Linked DNA regions of Mus musculus: region 2 is linked to region 1. A link is a loop called in an ENCODE intact Hi-C map of the cell type or tissue named here. Cell type or tissue: left cerebral cortex. All regions are shown on one strand.

Region 1 (8,000 bases):
CTTTGCTACATTGTCATTGTTATAGAACCTTGAGTACATTGTAGGTTTTGACTTATGTGGGAATCATATCTTCTTCCTCTTGGATAAAATATCCAAATACGGAATCACTGAATCAGCAGCAATCTGCTGTTATTTGGGTATGGCAAGCACTCTGTGTGTGTGTGTGTGTGTGTGTGTGTGTGCACCTGGGTGTGGCTCAGAGGACAATCATGGAGATCGGAAAGGATCTTAAGATAAAATGCATCCGAGTATCTGGTGAAGCCACAGCTGTAGTTGTGGGAAGAACTGGCTAAAGACAAGAGGGAGCACAGTGTCATAGCAAAGCCGTGTCTGTCCTTGGGTGGTGAATCAACCAGGACCCCAAAAATGTGCTCAGCAAAGAAAGCTGACAGAGCATGGCAAAGAGGCTTCTGGAAGTAAAACACTGTCTGAAAAGGTTAAAGTCAAGGAACTAGCGAATGTTAGCCAGGACTCTTGCTGGTGCCACCCCACATGCACACACATTCTCTGGCTAACCATTTGACATTAATATGCAGAATGAGAATCTGTATTATCTATAGCCTAGCACACTGCCCTCCTGGACTCATTTACCAGGAGACAGACCCAGGATATAAACAACATTGCTCGTAATCACAAAATTGACAAATGCCCATGAGCAACTTATAACAAAACATAGCTCAAAATTCACCATTTACCAGTAGATGATGCGTAGAATAAACCAGTGGATACATCCAGTGAAACGTAGCAGCTCTCTTGATCCTGCTGGGGTTATACAATCTATACATAGCCATACCTCACCAGGGATGCCTTGTAATGTATGGTACCAAGAGCTACACACATACGTGAAGTATAGAGCAGATACCTTGGACAGGGGATATGTTAACAGTTGGGGTGGGGTGGGGTGGAGCCAGGATGGCTGAGCAGCATCACATTTACTGGACCACTCAGAATATCATGGGATTTAAAACTCATGACAGAGTGCTACAGATAACATTAATGAACTTGCATTTTAGAAAGACAGGAGGAAATATTTCAGAAGTTTTTCTCATGAGGAAATGATAAATGTTGGGGACAGGACTGGGGAGACAGTGTTGTTGGTAAAGGGCTTGTGGAACATGCATGGGGACCTGGGGTCTCTCTCAGGACACATGTAGAAAGCTAGACACAGTGGTGCATGCATGCAATCCCAGCTTTGAGGAGGTGGGGACAGGAGGATTTCTGGCCATCCAGCCTAGTCTTCTTGGGGAATCTTCAGGCCAATGAGTGATCTTGTTTCAAAAAAAAAAAAAAAACAAGGCACAAAGCAACTAAGCAACAATGGTTGATGAGACAGACATGTTTAACCTGGTTTGGACATTCATTATGCAGTATAGACATATCCTGGAACCTTATTTAACTCTTTGGCGTGTACAATTTTTTTTAAAATGTATTAATGTATAAGCTAAAAGTAAACTTAATTTAAAGTACAAAACATTACAACTATGAATGAATTATTTCTGGAATTTTCCAGACCACAGTTGGCCATAGATAAGTGGAGCCACAGAGAGTGGGAGCACAGACAGGGGACAATGGCAGTGAGCATGTTCATCCGGAAACGAACAGCAAACCAGAAGGATGTGATACCATCAGCACTACACCCCTGTAAGCCCAGCACTTTGGACACAGAGGCTACCCTGTTACACAGTGAGCTTGAGGCTAGCCAGGGCTACCTAGCAATATCCTGCCTCAGAATATCCAAATAACCAAATAAAATACTGTGTTTGCTAGAAAGTTCTGACTCCTTACCTGGGCCTAAACAATAATTAAAAGCAGGACAAAAGCTGGAGGTTTACATCTTCCTTTTGTATCTTCTTTACTTTGGGTTGGATTCCTGCTCAACTCTGCAGGTAGGCATGTTAAGCATTCAAGGACTGTCTATCTAAAGGCTGGTGGTACTTAAGCGATCTTAACCCCTCTACTGGCTAGTTTTATGTCACCTTGACACAAGCTTAAAGTCAACAGAGAAGAGGCATCTTCAGTGGAGAAAATGCCTCCATAATATCGGGCTATAGGCAACCTGTAAGGCAGTTTCTAACTAGTGATTGGAGAGGGAGGGCCTAGCCCACTGTGGGTGGTGCTATTCCTAGGCTGGAGGTTTTAAAGGAAGACAGGCTGAGCAAGCCATGAGGAACAAGCCAGTAAGCAGCACCCCTCCATGGCCTCTGCACCAGTTTCTGCTTCTAGATTTCTGCACTGCTTTAGTACCTGTCCTTTAGTACTTCTTTTGATGATGAACTGTGACATAGAAGTGTAAGCCAAATAAACTCCTTCCCATGTTGCTTTGGTCATGGTGTTTCATCACAACAATGGTAACCCTGCTAGGATAATCCCATCAAGGCTGAAGGCACGAGCATACAAGCAGCGGTGGCACCTTACCGTTGCCTTTCTTAATGTCCTGTTCCAGACATGGTTCTAAGCCTGAAGTCAGCTTGGATTGCAGGAATGGCAGAGCCTTACAGACAAGTCACCCTGTGAGATGACTCCTGAGCATCAACAGTCATGACTTCCTCAGGCTTCCCTGCAGAACCAGAACTGAGATAACACCAGACCACACCTTGACCAGGACAGCTTAATTCTGTAGACTTCTTGCTACCTCTCCAGTTCTTGCTCTCCCTAAACCTAAAGCTCATGTCAGTACCCTGAAGATGGTCCGAAGGGCTTACTTTCCATCTTCTCCAAATGGCAGTTTTGGTTTTAGAACACTTTCCTGTCTCTTCACCAGCATTTCTTGTTGCTTTTTTTGGGTGGAAGCCATGGAGTTGAACCTCTGGTTTAGGACTCCATTTTCATCTGTATAAAGCTGTGTATTTTGCTATGTGTGGTGTGGTGTTGTAGGCCTGCAATCCTAGTATGTCAGAGCCTGAAGCAGAAGGGTTGAGATCTCAAGGCCCATTAAGACTATACAATGAAAATCTGTCTCAAACCAAAGTAACACAAAACAAAACTAAAACTGCACTTATGCCAGGAGACTGGTGGGAAAGGCAGAGCCTTGGTGTCTTGGCAGTAGCATCATTAGATAGCTGGGCTCTGTTTTTACTTGGTCCTTTAGCTCTTCCTTATATTAGACTCACTTGGTATTGCCTTTGTAAAAAGAAAGAACACCAGGAATTAGAACAAATAAAGATGGGCCCAGTCATCTCTCCCCACTCCAGCACTTCTCTGGGTCTCACCTTCATCAAGTCAACAGCATCCTTTGCATCCCTTTCAAAAAAATCCCGTGGAAAATCTCGATCTGGGGGTCTGGAATATCCATATCCTCGAGGGTCCCAGGCCACCAATGTGAAGCGCTTCTTATTTAGGCTCTGAAGCTGAGGTGCAAAATCGGTCTTTCCGCTACCTGAAAACACCCACTGGGTTACGGTCCACTGAATGTTCTCAGCATAGCCAACACCAGAGCAAAATAGAAGCAGTAACAATTTTAAAAGACAGTTCTTGGTGCTCTAAAAAATTAACCAGAAAAACCCCTAGTGGGGGTGGGGAGTTGTGTTGCAATGGCTCCACACAGAGGCGCATTGCCAAGCCTGATGGAGTTAGGACCTGTCTCCGGTCTCCCTCTAGTGGTAATTTTGAGGAAGACATAGGCCCAGAGTGAGGCTCGGGACCAGTATTTTTGAAGCGCTTTTGACAGCCTTACAGTTTAGTCTTCCTATGCCTCCTTTGGAAGGATTAAATAAACCTTACTGAAATAAACTTTCAAATTTGATAGTTTCTGGGTATTAGCTCTCTAAGGACTTAGAAATGACGGAGATCCCAATGGCATACAGGTAGAAGTGTCATATTCCAGATGTTTTCAAATAAGCTAATATAAATGCCTTTTAAGAGTAAGTAGAAGTAAATGAAAACCCTGAAACGTGTGTGTTTAAGAAATCAAATTGTATTTTATCAAACCAGCACGAAGGGGCCTATGCCAAGAGCCTGTAATGGCCCTGTTAATCCCCACCAGCTCAGCCACCAGAGATGTGGTGTGCTCACATCCATCTTGTGTGTGTGTGTGTGTGTGTGTGTGTGTGTGTGTGTGTGTTTGTAAGGTCACATACTAAGAGCTCTGTCCAGGGGAAAGTCCACACTGACTGAGCAGTTTGTTTGATTTCTAAGCACTCAGAACTTGGGCCACAAATATACAGCCAGCCAAGTTCACTTACTATCTAGGTCCATCACACAAATCATTAAAAAACCCACACCAAAAGCAGGTCAATGATTGCCAGCCCTTGTCTCCGGCTTTCTCACAGGAGTTTCTTGTATGCCCTTGAACTAGAAGTATCCTAAAGGAGGGCAAAAAGTAAGGGGTTGGAGGGGTGGTGAGATCAAGCTAGAATAACAGTTTCACCAATAAGGAAACATTTGCTTTCTAACACTGGGCATGCACTCGGAAACTAGGGCCAAGAGCACTAAAACCTTAAACAAATATTTAGGGAACAGACATAATTATCAGTACATGATTCTGCGGGGCACATGGGAAACTAGGGGACAAGGTAGGGGAAAGACTCCCACTGCTCCATTTTAAAGCTGTGGGATCATGCCAATACTTTCCAGAAATGAAAAAAAAAATTATACTGGTGGATGTTTTGTGTAGTTAATGCCGCAGTGTTAGAGTAATTTAAAATCATCTCTAATATGGTAAACTGCTTTTGCTGATGGTTTAATTGGACACCAGCTTTTGGAGTATACATCTCCTTCATTTCAGAAGCTTAAGAAACGGGTGCTAAGTGTCCCAAGCCTCTCACTTGCCGCAGTGGTACTGTGTCAGCAGGGGCCTGGAGAGCAGGGTCAAGGGGAGCTGAAAGTTTTAGCATGTGACCTTTAGGAGAAAGAGGCAAATCACAATAAATCTCTACTGGGATTACACAAATACCAAAAAGAAAAAGGAAGCAAGCAAGCAAGCAGCAACCCTAAAATCCCCCAAATCATGGCGCACCCTCTCTGGAACTTTCTAAACCCGAACTGCTTTTCCATAAAACAGGACTGAGATTCAGCTCCACACACTGCAGGTGGTGACGTGCTCATCTGAGTCTGAGTTTAAACTAGACCAGGCATGGTGGCACAAACCTGTCATCTAAGTGTTTATGAGGCTAAGGCAAGTGTGAGCTTTAAAGTAAGACCCTGTTAGGAAAAGAGTCTTTTAACACTCCCCCTCCCCCCCACACACCTATTATTTTATTAAACAAATCCAACACACCTGGTCCGGATGCATCCTGGCCTGGTTTTGGTAATGTAAGTCTCACATTCCAGAAAGGAATGTCCCCTTGGGTACCAGACAAACTAACTGGGAGGGCTGGTCACCACCTTACTGTCTTCACCATCTGCTCCTTCTTTGGACCCCAGTTTCCTCGACCCCTCTAGTCCTCCCAAGTAATAGGACACCGTTTTCACAGTGTGTTTCAGTGGGGGAAGAAGTGGGTAAAAGAGTAAGAAATTAATCCAGTAGAGAGTTATTTACTTTTCTAGATCATTCGACTTTGAGCAAGGCAAATATTCCTTAAGAGTTTTTTAGCAAGCGCAAACATGAATGAATGATGGATGCTTGGCATCTAGCATCGAGATCCATCGCGGAGAATCTACAGCCTGCAGAAGCGGTCCATGAGAATCCACACATACCCAACATCCCAGGAAGCAGGAGGATCGCATGTTCCCCTTCTCCCACGCGCTGGTAATGCAGGTGAACGCCATTCACAGCCACCTTGGCAGAAGTTACTGCAGTGCTGGAAGAGAAAAGAATTCCCGGAGGAAGACTTATTTACCATGCCAAACTGGTATATTTAATATTTACTATGACAGGGTATCATGCGTGAGTTAGCATCAGTACCCACTCGAGCACACATCACTGCTTTGGTTTGTGCCTCAGTTTTCCCATCCAGGTTGTGTCTTCATAACAGACTGCAAATCTGAACAGGGACTTCCTGTTTTGACCCACTCTGGCACCCGGGAGCTTGACCTCTGACCTAGTTAGATATTTTTTCTTCTTCTGGTCAACTTGACACAAACCTGGGTCCTCTTAGAAAAAAGGAACTTCGATTGCCAAAATGCCTCCGTTAGATTGGCTAAGGGGCTAGTCTATGGGACATTTTTAAACAGTTATGACTGATGTGGGAGAGCCTAGCCCACTGCAGGTGATGCTATTCTTAGTCAGGCAGTCCTGGGTTGTACTAGAAGACTGGGCAAGCAGCCTTTGTCCATGGCCTCTGCTTCAGCCCTTGACCTTATGACCTTCTTGGCCACTCCCATGATAAAGGGCGGTGACAAGAAGGATATGGGGAGGGGGCATGCCAGGACAGAAGAATTGCTCTTCTTCTTGTGGATTGGCAGTGAATTTAAGTCAACCACTGACTTGCTTTTCCTTCTACATACCTGATCCCATCTCTGTCCTTGGTCAAAATGATTACCAAAATGTGGTACTTTTAAAAAACCGAGGTTTTGCTTCCCTGTGCTGGTTTTATCTGATTCACTAACTTCAAGTATAAACAACACAAGCTGGGCATAGTGGCACACATGAAGACCCAGCACTTAGAGGGTAGAGAAAAGAGGATTACACAAGTTCAAAGTCAGCCTAGGATATGTAGGGAGACTCTGTCTTAAACAGTAGCAATAAAATCAGTAAAGAATGTGTGGTGGTTTGAATATGCTTGGCCCAGGGAGTGGCACTATTGGGAGGTGTGGCAATATTGGAATAGGTGTGGCCTTGTTGGAGGATGTGTCTTACTGTGGGAGTGGGTTTTGAGGTCCAGACCCTGCCATGCCTCCTACCATGACAAAAATGGACTGAACCTCTGAAACTGTAAGCCAGTCTCAATTAAATGTAGTCCCTTATAGGAGTTGCCCTAGGTCATGCTGCCTCTTTACAACAATGAAACCCTAACTAAGACAGAATGTATGGTGACGCTTGCTTTTAATCCTAGCACCAGGGAGGCAAAGACAGGCAATTCAAGGCCAGCCTGGTCTACAGAGTAAGCTACACGACAGCAAGGGCTACATTGAGATATCCTGTCTCAGGAAAAAAAAAAGAAAAGAAAAAAAGAAAAAAAAAAAGAACGTGGGCACGTGGGAATATGTGTTGAACATTGGTACATCTAATATAAGCATATAAATGTTCTTCTCCTGGATATTGTATGACAAAATTGGGAAATAAGAAGGCTCATCTACACAAACATCAGAGGGGCAATAATAAAGCCAATGTTGCCAATTTGTTTTTGTTAACATCCTATTCCCCTGGAGAATTGAGCGTTATTGTTAGGAAGGCTTTAAGCATCTTAGAATCGAGACAGGAGCAGAAAACATGTTTTCTACCGACAAAGACGCACTTCAACACAGTTCACTTATGGGCACATCTGCTTTGCTCCCGACCCAGCAGCCGAGAAGACAAAGCCGAGAGGATTTGGCCAGGGAGGGTTGGCTTAGGCTGGAGGCCCCTGGGCCAGATAAAGTTTCCTTTCTCTGTTCCCTGTTTCTGATATTAAATGAAGCAGCTGACTGGTGTTTACTGGGCAGTAAAGCACAAAGTACCATCTCCTCCTTCCATTGTTCCTCAAGCACAGGAGCTCTTTCAGGGTCTTCCTTCCCTGCAGGACCAAGAACGTGCTTGTCAAAGCCATAGTGCGCTATGCAGGTGTTCAAAGGAAAGCCTTCCCCCATCATCCTGAGTGCACAGAGCCAGTGGCTTTGGGGGACTGGTGTTGCTGCCAGAGCCCTGAGGATCATTGCCTCTCCCTGGAGCACTGGTTCACAGAGGCATCCTTCAGCCCATTTGATCATACCCGAGCCTCTGGCAAAAACAGCAACAGCAGCAGCAGCAACAACAACAACAACAATGAAAATCTAACTTCTTCCTGCGTCTGGCTGGATCTAAGGTTTGGTTGCCCATTCCAGATTTCTTTCTAAATTATCACCACCTAGCAGGAGTATAGGGACATCAGGTAGCCAGAGTTCAGCTTACTAGAGACTGGGCATCAGGGAAGGATATGCATAGG
Region 2 (8,000 bases), 580 kb before region 1:
AGGTTCAGCAGGCCTGGGTATTTAGAAAGCAGAGGCACACGGGATCCCGATGACCATAGGCAGCACCGAGGGGCCTTCTTCCTGCTCTCAGCCCCTCCAGCCCGCCTCTTCTGGGATGCCAGGCCATGCTTCTTCTTGTCTCACTGCCGACTTAGGGAACATTCCTCTTGGTCACATGGCCCTGACTCCCCACTTTTCTCTTGTGTGTCAAAGGCACACACAAAGTATTTCAAGAGGATTTTTGCTAAGTTACCAAGTTCTGGACCTCGTGGACGGGGGATATTAAGTGATTCAGGACCTCCCTAAGAAGGATGTGTGGCTCTTTTTTTTTTCTTTACATCTGCTCCCTGGAATCTGGGTTTGGGATGAGCCGGAAGGAGCGTTTACACAACATCAAGCCTGGAGAAGATTGCTAGCTTCGGCGAGGGGAAAGCATTCATGGTCCTGTGCATATGAACCTGATATAAAGTTTTCTTCCAGGGAAGAGAGCGTCCTCCTCACTGCCAGCACCTGTCAGCTCTTCTGCCAGGCGGTGATGCGGTCACCACTGCCTAGGGTGCTCGAAGTCCTTCCCCTGCTGACCTCAATGGCACAAGTGCCAGGATGGATCAGAAAGGAAGGGATGGGAAGGAAGGAAGGGATGCTTACAGCTTAGACCACAGAAGGTCTGGGTCCTGCAAGCTCATGTCCTCACTGTGTCTACTAACGACCAGCACTTGCTAATGTAAATAATAGTAAATTATTGAGAATTCTAATTCTTTTACACAGTCTGTTTTTAATCTATTTTAATTAAATAAAAATCTATTGTTCTACTTTGATCTAGAGAGGATGTTTGTGTAAAAAAATATGTGGTTCATTTTATCCCCTGCCTAGGGATGAGAAAGGTAGATGATGACTCTCAACCCCAGCCCCACCCCACCTCCATCCTGAGACCCGACTTTAGCACTCTTCCTGACACACTAGTATTTAGGAAATGTGTTCTCACCCCAGGGGGCGAACTATTCAAACCAGATAATAGGGTTTCTTTCATTTGGACTCTGGGGTTTCCCCTTCTCTGAGTCCTCTTTGGCAGTCACAGGAAGTGTCTCTGGTGACATAGAGTTACAATACAAAGAGTATTTCCGTGGATTTTGCCTTCCAGCTGTGTGTCCAACTTAATGCATCCTGCTTTTCATATATGCTCCTGAAGGACTGACTGGGGTCCACCAGTAATCTTTGTTGTCTTACCAAATTAAAATCAGTGCAAAGGTAGTTTCCCTTAGCAGTTAACATTGAAGCCAATGTTTTGTGGTCACCCATGCCTTCAATCCCAGCAATAGAAAGGCAGAGACTGGGGTGGGGGTGGGGTGGCTTTTGAGTCCAAAGACCAGCCTAGTCTACACAGTGAGACTCTGTCTCAAAAACAAATGAAAACAAAAGCAAAACCAACCAAAGGAGCCAGTGTGTTCAGTTAATTCCAATCTATGTGTCGATGCTCAGTTGGATGGGTCTTTTCCATTGATCACATTGATCACATTCTATAGACATGCTTCTCAAACCAGCATTTGGCCAGTGGCCTTTTCTTCTCTGTTCAAACTGTTGGCTCAAGCTGGTTCTCTGTCACACAGTGAGCTTAGTTCCCCAGACTCTTTCAGGGTTTCCCTGAGGAAGTGTCTTTTTTTTTTTTTTTTTTAGAAATGTACAATGAGGCCTCTAAAATACAGGTCAAATATCTTTGTGGTGTTTATCCTACCAAATAGCCCACTCTCTGTCTTTCTGTGGAAAACTGTGCATTTCAAGACCAGTTCTTTAGGTTTCCACATTGCAAAGAATCATAGAAGGTAGGGGATGGGTTGGGGGGCTGTTGAAGCTCACTTGCTTTGTACAATACTTAACACACTTAACCTATCATGTACAAAGCCCTGGGTACAGTCCCCAGCAACACATAAAGCTAAGCATGGTAGCATATGGTAGGTTTTTAGTCTCCACTCTTGTTTAAAAGAAGTAAGAGAATCAATTCAAAGCCATTTTTGGAACTGTATGGAATTTAATGGCATCTCATGATTCATGAGACTGTCTCAACTCTCCTTTATCACCCCCACCCTAGAAAAAGAAAGTCTGAAATGTAAGTGAATATTTCTTTGATTGATTTTTTTTTTTGAGTCAAGTTCTGGCTGGCATGGGTTCAAAGTCCTTCTCCCTCATACTCCTGAGTTCTGGGATTGCAGATGGATGGATATTCCTTACAGTGTGATGGCATGGTAACTGACACTCATCAGGGATATAGGATGACAGATGTGGTGGGTACAGAGCTTGTCAACACACACAGGAAGCCACTGCTGCTGTTTAGACTAGTATACTACTATTACTCAATCAATACAGAGAAAAAGTCTGACGTCTTTGGTGAAAAAAATCCCAACTGTGAATATGGGCCCAAAACAAGGACAAGAAACTTGACCAAGTAAAATTTAATTTGCAGTCTCTAGATGGTCAGTTCTGAGAATGACCAAGGGGCAGGTTCAAGTGTGAGATACATACTCCTGTCATCACCATCCTCCAGAGACCTGCTTCTCCCTTTGCTTCGTGGGTGACCACGTTCCTCCCACTGTACTGGCAGCCAAGGGGCCATGCTGACCTAAGCCTTCTCCTTTGTTACTCGAATTGTGTGCTAGCTGCTCTTCTGGGTTTTCATTCACCGTGGACAAGCATTTACTAAGCAGTGTGTGATTCAAGATCTTTTGGCCAGTAAGATCATTTAGGTCAACTAAGTTGGAAAAGAACCTTTTTCTCCTATGAGGCTTATATAAAGTAAAAATGCAAAATATGATCGTCAACAAACAGGATGTATCCTCTCATCACTTCACACAGAATTCACATACTCAAAAAACACCCATGGAAGGAGTTACAGAGACAAAGTTTGGAGCTGAGACGAACGAATGGACCATCTAGAGACTGCCATACCTGGGGATCCATCCCATAATCAGCCTCCAAATGCTGACACCATTGCATACACTAGCAAGATTTTGCTGAAAGGACCCTGATATAGCTGTCTCTTGTGAGATTATGCCGGGGCCTAGCAAACACAGAAGTGGATGCTCACAGTCAGCTATTGGATGGGTCACACGGCCCCCAATGGAGGAGCTAGAGAAAGTAATCAAGGAGCTAAAGGGATCTGCAACCCTATAGGTGGAACAACAATATGAACTACCCAGTACCCCCCAGAGCTCATGTCTCTAGCTGCATATGTATTAGAAGATGGCCTAGTTGGCCATCACTGGAAAGAGAGGCCCCTTGGTCTTGCAAACTATATGCCTAGGTACAGGGGAATGCCAGGGCCAAGAAGTGGGAGTGAGGGGGAGAGGAGAGTGGGAGGGGGAGGGCATGGGGGACTTTTGGGATAGCATTGGAGATGTAAATGAAAAAATACCTAATTTTAAAAAAGTGTGTGTGTGTTGGGGGGAAAGACATGCCCTTCTTGAAGAGCAGGCATGTGTACACACTTATGACCTGGTCATTCAGTGTACCGTGTACTCACATAGACAGCACATTCTTATAGGGGTGTTTCTGGCCACCTTTCCTTGAGCCACGTATCCTTGTTTGGGGCACAGAGGCTTCTCTATGAGACGCACTAAGAGAAACAGGAATATTAATCACACAGGGATGTTTCCTCAATGGAGGAGGAAAAAAAATCAAATACCTGCATTCTATCCAGAATGCTGGAGTTTCTTAATGACCCAGTGACCTTTTTTACTGTCTGTGGAGGCAGACCTCACCCACCTTTTGCTGTAGAGGCAGATAACACCCAAGTTCCCCAGCATGAGTATCCCAAACTCTTCCCTCCCTAGACCTTTACCCATCCTTAGGGGAGGTGGCACATGTATTTTATGGCCTGCTGACCTCTATGCTATCAGTCAGAGACCACACTAGCTTCTAGGCCTTTTAGCTATAGAACCCACTCTCATGGTCTCATGTACTTTGTACAAGAATTTCTATGCAGTCACGCTTTAAGCTTTATTGTGCACCTAGAATTGGAGTGATTGGGCTGACTGTTGCCTGGAAACCATTTCCCAAATTGTACTGTTTTAAATATTGCTGACAATGAACTAACTGCCTGGTATTAGACTCCTGGAAGTCTGATCCAGGTTGACAAAGGCAGTTCAGTTCATAGGTTAGCTGCTGCAGCTCGATCCACTTGCAAACACCTCACATATACAGCAGCAGTCCAGTCTGGTAGTCAGGTTAGCAACAGCAGTGACATGACCTAGCAGAGATAGCCAGGCCTTATCCTCAGTATGAGATAGCAGGAGGGGCCAACAGGAACACCAGGCAGAGTTCTCATCTGAGTCTTTCTCAGGGAAGAGAAGATCAGTGAAGACTTGAGACCCACAAGTGTTGCACAGCTAGCTGTACCAGCAAGCCAAGCTCTGTCTCCATCACTCCATGGAATTCTATTTATACCTTCCAAACATCACATGTCTTCCACGTGCCTGGCCTCAGCACATGCATCCAATCAGCCCAAGTCCTTGAAAGTGCCAACAAACTGAAGCATACTACCAGACATTTTTTTGGTGTGTTTCTCTCTATGGTGTTCCGACAAATGCAGCTCAACTACGCAATGTAAGGCAGACCAATACATGAATGTTGTTCGCAAAGAATCCTTCATCAGGTATTCTTTCACATGCTTGCTTTAGCAGAACGTCCTCTCTCCTGTGTCTGCTTCAGCAAAACGTTCCTTCACGAGTCTGCCTTAGCTTTTCGAACCTGTGTCCACTTTAATGAAATGTTTCTTCAGGTGTTTGCTCCAGCAAAACACCATCCACTGACTTTCCAAAGAACCCTTTAGTTTCCATGTCAGAGGACATTCTGTCACATTCCCAGCAATGACTTTTTTCATCCTATATCTATGGCTACTATACCTCATATACCTCTTACAGACCTTACTGTAATTTTAAGAGAAGATTTTTATTATTATGTTGGCATGGCCAGGCCAATAGATCAAGAAGTGACAGCCACCTAAGGGATACTTTGTTATCCTTTCTGATCCCCAGTGGAGCCGCACGTGACATGGGAGCTATATAAGAGAGCCCTAGCAGCAAACCTAGAAAGAGCCTTCAGCAAAGCTTCTGTGGGAAGGACCAGGTCAGGCATGGGGGAGGGGCTGGAAGTGTAGACAATTTAATGCTTTCAGGTCAGAAGACCATCCCTAGTTGTTTGGTATCTGGGCTCAGGCTGACCAGGGCCTGTGGGTAGTGCCCCAGAATATGAAAGCCAGAAAAGGAAGTGGCTGAGGATGCGACTCTGGATTATTGAGTCCTTATTGTGAATCTCTAAGAACTGGCTAACCCATGGGAAACAGTCTAAGTTAGTGTGTCCCCAAGATGCCTAAACATCAAATATAGAAACTAGAAAATATGTTTATCACACACTTGACTTTATAAACCCTAGTCTATGGGGACATCTGGTTTTATCACATTTAGGGGATACCAAGAAAATCCAAAATGTAGCATGTCTATATGCCTCATGATAAAATCTATACCTTACACAGGGTACAAGACTCTATGTAGCTGCTTTTTTAAAAATGTTCTTGTTTGAGTGAGTGATTTATTGTTCTGGTCCAAAAATTACAAGAAGGAGATTTTCAGCATTCTTGACCTCACCCTACCCCTCACAAACATTGCTTAGTTTCTAGTGTAACTGTCACATATATGTGAACATTTTCTGTACTGGGGATCAGACCCAGGGCCTTGCACATTAGGCAAGTGGTCTACCAGTGAGTATATCCCCAGCCCTTTGGGTTTTTGGAATGGAGTTTCTCTCTATATAGCCCAGGCTGGCCTCTAACTCACAGTCCTCTTGCCTCAAATTCCTAAGTACTGAAACTACAGGTGTGTGCTATCATGGTCAGCCCATCTAATAATGTTACCTAAATACTAAGCAGGTAATATATTTCTTAAGCAGCAGCAAGAAATCCCTTGTAACTATATAACTCATCATTTGTGATCAATAAGGAAATCTGGAAGCTTTTGCTCTATAGTTACATCAGAAACAAATTTTTCACACGTGTTAAATTTTATGCCTAACCCAAAAGTGTTGTTATGTGTTAGTCATTTGTACCACTGTGAAAAAGCAGCCAACATAAACACCGGGAAAAGTTGTTTTTTGTTTTTTTATTTTTTAACCTCAGGATTTCAATTGTTGTTTCTGGGTATTGCATGATGAGAAAGAGTCTTGAGGTGGGCAGCATGTATCTGTTTCATCACAGACAAGAAGCACAGAAGCAGAGAGATGCCAGGACATGATACACTTTTCCATGATGGCCCACTTTCTCCAGTCAGACCCCCCATTCACTGTTCCCACCATTTGCCAGTGACCATTCAGTTTTGAATCTATCAATGGAGTAATTCATCAATGTGTCTAGTACCCACATGATCCAGTCACTCCCTCAAAGCCCTCCTAAAGAGGGACAAGCTTCATACACTTGAGCCCCAATCATACCAGATTGTTTAAGGGTTTAGCTAGGAAGAACACTTGATCCTTTAGACATGTTTAATTTTCCAGACTTCTAGGTAATAAATGTTCTGTGATTTGCTCCTAGTTTCTGGGTAGGGTGGACATAGAGTAGTGGAAGGTTGTAAAGAATGGTCAGATTACCACAGGCTGTCAGACTTACAGATGGTAAATTTGAATGCCAATCTCATGTGGGTACACACATACTGGACTATCTTGACCTAGATGTCCAAATGTATATTGAGTGTCTCAGAAATTAGAACACTAAGAAAGCATTGATGGCCAGGGCATTTATCTATCAATAGAACAGTCAAATTGACCTAAAAGCTACAGGAATTAGAATAGAGAATTAATTAGAAAAATGCCACTGAAAACAGCATTGGTACCAATGCTTTAGAATTTTCCTGGAAGGCATTTCTTACCCCCTGCCCCTAGGATTCAATAAATCAGTAGTATAAGGAGTTTTGTCCATTGAGACGGCTCAGTGGGTAGAAGCCCTTATTTATGGGCATGGCAATCTGAGTTTAATCCCTGGAACCCACAAAGTGACAGATGAGAACCTATACCTGAGAGTTGTTTTCTACTCTCCACACATACTCTGTGGTACATACTCTTTAACGAATAAGTCATTTTAAAGGTGACTATCCCTATTTCCACACAAGTGAGTGGAAATTTGACATAGACAGGCAATGAATTTATTGGAAACCTTGAGTCAAATGAAGAAGCAATGGGGGTGGTGTCACCAACAGGAAGGTGAACTCTAGCTTCTCCCCATCTAAGTGGCCCTGATTAGGCAGATGTGACTGAAATGGGCAGAAAAGGAGTTATGAGGGAGGACCCTCTTCCTTGTCCTGGAGCACCCTTGATCATCAGGAAGATGCTTCTCCAGGAGAAGTGTGTCTATGGGACATGTTTCATCTTCTAACCATGTCCTTGTGGGTGGAATAGCCAATGTCTGGATCTGATCATCCAAGTTCGTTACCTTGGTCAAGATCTTTCTCTGACAGCTGCTGTTTGATGGCACTAAACAGCTTTGCCTCTTCAGAGTCACCGTACCTGACTTCTCTTCCTGAGTTATTTCTTTTACATGTATTTAGTGTGTGCGTGTGCATGCACACATGTGCACAAGTGCCACCGAATGCTTGTGGAGTCAGGGAACAATTTGCAGGAGTCCATTCTCTCTTGCTACCAAGTGGGTCCCAGGGATTGAACTCAGGTCATCAGCAAGTATACCTTTACCTTCTGAGCCATCTAGTCAGCCCCCAAGTCACTTCTTTCCTAGATAGTTGAGTATGTTCAGATGGGACATACACTCAAGTCTTGGGATGAAGACTTCCTGGTCGAAGAATATGCAACTCGCTCAATTGAGTGTTTGTTTGTGATTTGCTAATCCCAGATGCTGCGCTTAATATTTTATTTTATTTTTAATTTCCTTTTTTTTCTTGGTTTTTCGAGACTGGGTTTCTCTGTATAGCCCTGGCTGTCCTGGAACTCACTTTGTAGACCAGGCTGGC

Evidence for each region. Hi-C counts contacts between places; a loop is a spot of excess contacts. Peaks named below come from ENCODE experiments on the same cell type or tissue, not always from the same donor. Only the 100,000 strongest peaks of a DNase experiment are listed, where the experiment ranks them.
Region 2: it touches region 1 in a loop (4-fold over the local background); 27 of 42 quality-filtered maps call a loop at or near these places.

The regions. Positions count from the first base shown.
Region 1 is chr13:34,042,162-34,050,161 of GRCm38, reverse strand. Bphl (biphenyl hydrolase-like (serine hydrolase, breast epithelial mucin-associated antigen)) reads right to left here. Exons shown (of 7, transcript NM_026512.1): 2 at 5,635-5,738; 3 at 3,210-3,376. Among named protein-coding and RNA genes, the nearest start is that of Bphl, 8.5 kb to the right of the region's middle. In left cerebral cortex, a CTCF peak has its summit at 3,574 (motif pointing left); a DNase peak (open chromatin) is centred at 3,569.
Region 2 is chr13:34,620,658-34,628,657 of GRCm38, reverse strand. Pxdc1 (PX domain containing 1) reads left to right here. Exons shown (of 5, transcript NM_025831.3): 5 at 1-817. Among named protein-coding and RNA genes, the nearest start is that of Pxdc1, 28 kb to the left of the region's middle. In left cerebral cortex, no CTCF peak of the experiment used is centred here; a DNase peak (open chromatin) is centred at 4,072.